2 separate regions of the Homo sapiens genome follow, and region 2 is linked to region 1. A link is an interaction called in ENCODE POLR2A ChIA-PET data of the cell type or tissue named here. Cell type or tissue: Caco-2. All regions are shown on one strand. Region 1 overlaps HSF5 (heat shock transcription factor 5). Region 2 overlaps RNF43 (ring finger protein 43).

Region 1 (2,500 bases):
AAACTTTTCATCACCCAAATTAAACTTGGTACCCATTAAGCAATAGTTTCCCCCAACCCCTGGTAATCTCTAATTTATTTTTTGTTTTTATGAATTTGACTTTTCTAGGAACCTTACATGAGGAATCGTATAATATTTGTCCTTTCATGACTGGCTTATTTCACTTAATGTCTTTAAGATTCATCTATATTGTAGTATGTGTCAGAATTTTCTTCCTTTTAAAGGCTGGATAATACTCCATTGTATATGTGTAACACATTTTGTTCATCCACTCATCTGTTGATGGATACTGAGTTGCTTCCATCTTTTGGCTGTTGTAAATTTTGCTGTGTTGAACATGGGTGTACAGATACCTTTTCAAATGCCTGCTTTCACTTTGGGGTATAAACTCAGAAGACCTTTTCTTTACCTCACCATAAATGAGGAGATACTGGGGTTCTAGTTGCCATAGGAACTTATCTTGAAATTAAATATACTATTATAATGCTTTTTCTTTTGAGCATTTATATTATTGGGTATTTTCTCACTGTTGACATTATACTATTCTGGAGTAGATTCAAATTCTAAGTATTTTAATTCTATATTTGAATCACTTCCATAGGATAAAGTATATTAACTTGTTTGCCTCACCTATAGCGGGAGCAATAATTTTTAGTAACTCTGGCTTAACATTTTTTTATTACTTAGACATTTTTTGAAAATGTCATTAATGCCTATATTTATATCTGAAATGGAATTCTTTTAATTATTTTCAGTTTTTCTTTCTACATGGAATTTAATGCCTCAACTGAACACTGCCTTCAGGAAGACACTGAAAGTTCTTTGTGCAGATGAATGTATCTTAGGACATAGTGATAAACTAAGTTTTATAAATGTCAGTGCTTTCATAATGCACAGTTGATTATTTTTTCATATACTAGGCACATAGTCAAATTTCTATGCCTAGGTTTTCATATTCAGTAAACTTACTAATACTTTGTTCTATTTTGTTGACTATACAAAATAGGACTACAGTGGTAAGGAATAGCCATTGAGGAATCTTTTTGGAGTATAATCTATTCAAATCCTCATTTTCTTCATACAGGTACTGTTTTACTTTCCATTTGTTACTGGATACTTTAAAGAACATTTACTTTTTCGCTGTTTCCTGAGATACTAACTCAGCTATCAAGCTATCAAAAATATATTAACATATTCTCTGTTATATATTGTAGTTTATTTCTCTGAGAAATTTATTTTAAAGTACATTTTTACACCTATTCAAAATGTGTAACCAATGGAGTCAGAAACTTCCGAACAATAAAGCTAATCCTTTTATTGATTTATTTGTAATGAAACACAGCTTTTTGGTACCCCGATGGAATGGACCTGCAGCTCCTAAGTCTTTCTCTACTTCTGGGTGGCTAGATTTTCCTTAGCTGCTATAACTCTAGGGGAAAAAGCTTTTTTTTTTTTTTTTCCCTTCCCGAGTTTTGGCAAGCTCTGCAGATCCTGCTTGGTGTTTAGCTATTTGGATTCAATTTATTTCCTAGGATATTTGTGCTGTCAAATACTTTGGGAAATCAAATTCAAATCCAAAACATTTAAAATATATATTTGAATAACCTTCAAAGGATCAAATCTAAGAACTGTTCAGCTAACCTGTATTGGAAATGATAACAGCTTGAATTTTATGAGGCAATCTTAGTAATATATGGCCTTTTAAAGTCACCAAAATTGTTAAAAAAAGTCATCCAAAAAATAACCTTTATATTTATGTCTGAACTATAATTTTGCCCATTATTTCAAGTTTTCTTTCTGTGTGCAAAATTTAATGGTTAAATTGCTCATGATACAAAGAGAAAATATTTATTTCTAGTATATCTTCATGAACTTCTGATGTTTCAAGAATCAATAGTCATGGAGAAATAGGGAAGCATTTCGGCTATTTTTTAAAAATTCTTAGGTCAATTTACCTTTAAAGATTAAATAATGAGATTAGCACACTCAAAATATGAAAAATGTGGACATAAAAAGGGAGAGTTGCCACCTTATTGATAAAGACACCTTTAAAGATATTCGGCAAGTAGAATTCTAGTAAAACTACAAATGTTACATTTCAGGAACAGGGTTTAGCTTAGGGAATTATTGTGAGATATATATATATGTAAATTTTTTTTGTACATAGAGTCTTACTCTGTCACCCAGGCTGGAGTGCAGTGGCACAATCATGGCTCACTGCAGCCTCTACCTCCTGGGCTCAAGTGATCCTCCCACCTGAGCCTCCTGAGTAGCTGGGACTACAAACATGTGCCGCCAAGCCTGGCTGTTTTTTGTATTTTTTGTAGAGACGGGGTTTCACCGTGTTGCCTAGGCTGGTCTCAAACTCCTGGGCTGAAGGGATTCACCTGCCTCAGCCTCTCAAAGTGCCGGGACTACAGGAGTGAGCCACCATGCCTCGCTGTATTGTGGTATATTAAAGAGCGTGTGCTTTGGAGTTTAATTACTGACTCTGTCACTT
Region 2 (2,500 bases), 81 kb after region 1:
AGCTCTGATCGTGCAGTACTAGATTACTGGAACAGCTCTCTAATTGATTTTCCTACCACTAGTTTTCTCTTCATTGCACTAGTTTACTCTGCTATTAAATTGCTCTGCTTACAGTATTGTTTTGATAATGAGATCCCCTGAAGAATTTAGGATGATTCCTTTTTTGCATATGAGAGCAAGCTCTAACTCTCATCTTGGCATGCAGTAGCCTTTGTAATTTGATCCTACCTCAGCTATCCAAGCTATCTTTGCAGATCTATTTTTTCAGTCAGACAAGTCTTCCTGTACCCTGAAGACTTGAGAGAAACTGCTCAAGAACCTTACTTTTTCTCTCACCTGGCTCCTGGTTTCTTCTCAAGTAAGCTCAGAAGTTTGAAAAATCCATTTGACAGATCCCAGTGGACTAGATCCTGTGGCTATTTTTTTCCTGTCCAAATTCTGTTGTCTTTAAGGGTGAGCTTAAGATCCATCTCCTTGACAAATCCTGTAGGACCTATTGGCTTTACCACACAATGTGGCCTTTGATACAATGTCGTTTTGTACCACCATTTACTTTGTGTATATGTCATCTCCCCAGTGAGAATGTACCTCCTGGGTTGGACCTAACAGTTTTGGGAAGAAGATAGGTGCTCATCAAATACTTGCCAAGTAAGAGGCCATATTTCAGACCCATTCTGATGTACCTGTGAGGGAAATCTCTGTGCATGCCCATCCAGCATTGTACTCAGTGGTCACATGAAGTGAGTCTCTGTTTCTTGACAAGGATCACTTGGGAGCCATTGATATGCCGTGTCACAAAGGGTTTGGGGGAAACTGTAGCAGCTGTCATTTTAGGGAGAAAGATGGCTCCAGAAACAGGTCTGATAATGTGCAGGCAAGGAATCAACTTACTGACAGAGAGCAACTCTAGTAGTTAGGTATTTGGCTAGGAAAGGGGCTTAGCCTCTGAAGTATTTCAGGTAGGTTTTGGCTTAGCAATTACATATGCTGCTACTTTCTGAGTTAAGCCTGCCTAAAAACAAAAGTATGGCCTGATGACTGGGTGGTTACTCCTATACCCTAAGAACTCATTTATAGGCATCTGCACAGAGGTACCCACCCGAACAAACATTAAGAAGAAGCAAAGGAAAGTGCCTGAAGCATAGTCACTGTGTCAACAGAAATATCAGATAAGGTGGTTTTATGGAGGGGGTGTGTGTGGTGGGGGGAAGAGTTGATGCACCTGTGGTTGGTGATTAAGAAACTTGGTGCCACATTATATGGCACCATGAAGCCACCTTATGTCCCAGCCACCCCATGGTGGCTGATGTCATATAATTACCCATTTGCTAACTGGGCCAAGAGGAAATGTATTGGATGAAAGCCAGAGTAAGATAGTTATATCTTAGCTGAGCCATATTCAGAACTATTCGGAACTTTTTGGATCTGCTTTTGTTTTCAGTGAAGCCATTGTCATTGTCAATCTAATAGTAGTTGACTTTTATAGGTGTCCTGCACTTTGTTTTTTTGTTTTTTTTTTGAAGATGGAGTCTCTCTCTGTCGCCCAGGCTGGAGAGCAGTGGCACAGTCTTGGCTCACTGCAACCTCTGCCTCCCAGGTTCAAGCGATTCTCCTGATTCTCCTGCCTCAGCCTCTTGAGTACCTGGGATTACAGGCACCTGCCACCATGCCCGGCTAATTTTTGTATTTTTAGTAGAGATGGGGTTTCACCATGTTGGCCAGGCTGGTCTCGAACTTCTGACCTCAAGTGATCTGCCTGCCTCGGTCCCCCAAAGTGCTGGGATTACAGGTGTGAGCCACCGCACCCAGCCAGGTGTCATGCACTTTGGCGTACCTATTTCTAAGACAAATATGTTCTCATGTAAATGTATTCAAGTGTGTTCCCATGGCTCACACAAGCTGCCCAATTATGATATCTCCTCAAGCAGGAACAGGGTCCAGACAATTCCTTTTGGCTGAACTAGGACTGAACTTAATCCCAGACTGACTCAGCTTCTCTGTTAACATTGTTTGAAATTCTGATATCCCTCCAGAGGTTGTTTCTAACGAGTGCTTAGTGTGAAGTACGAATCACAAAGAAATGGACCAAAGTGGACCTGGGAGACCAAAAGCTCACGTTTTCAACATTAATTTAGCACACATTTATTGACTGCCTTTTATGTTAGAGCATTGTGCTATGCGGGATTATAAAGAAACCCCTGCCCTCAATTTAGTAAGTGAGAGTATAGGCCAGGCATGGTGGCTCACACCTGTAATCTCAGCACTTTGGGAGGCCAAGGCAGGAAGATCACTTGAGGCCAGAAGTTTGAGACCAGTCTGGGCAACATAGCAAGACCCCATCTCTGTTTATTAAAAAAAAAAGAATATAAAGCAAAAGGTGAAAATTACCACACATAGATACAAACGAGATATTTGGGGCATTTCAGATGAAGAAGAAGAGATTCTTCATGGAAGAGGTAGCATATGAACTTGCCCTTGAAGGATATATAGGATTTTAATA

Evidence for each region. Peaks named below come from ENCODE experiments on the same cell type or tissue, not always from the same donor. Only the 100,000 strongest peaks of a DNase experiment are listed, where the experiment ranks them.
Region 2: POLR2A ChIA-PET joins it to region 1 with 5 read pairs; 4 of 35 experiments call an interaction of 5 or more read pairs at or near these places.

The regions. Positions count from the first base shown.
Region 1 is chr17:58,468,058-58,470,557 of GRCh38, reverse strand. The region is part of intron 2 of HSF5 (heat shock transcription factor 5); the gene reads left to right. Among named protein-coding and RNA genes, the nearest start is that of HSF5, 19 kb to the left of the region's middle. In Caco-2, no CTCF peak of the experiment used is centred here; no DNase peak of the experiment used is centred here.
Region 2 is chr17:58,386,680-58,389,179 of GRCh38, reverse strand. The region is part of intron 2 of RNF43 (ring finger protein 43); the gene reads left to right. Among named protein-coding and RNA genes, the nearest start is that of RNF43, 30 kb to the left of the region's middle. In Caco-2, no CTCF peak of the experiment used is centred here; a DNase peak (open chromatin) is centred at 1,189.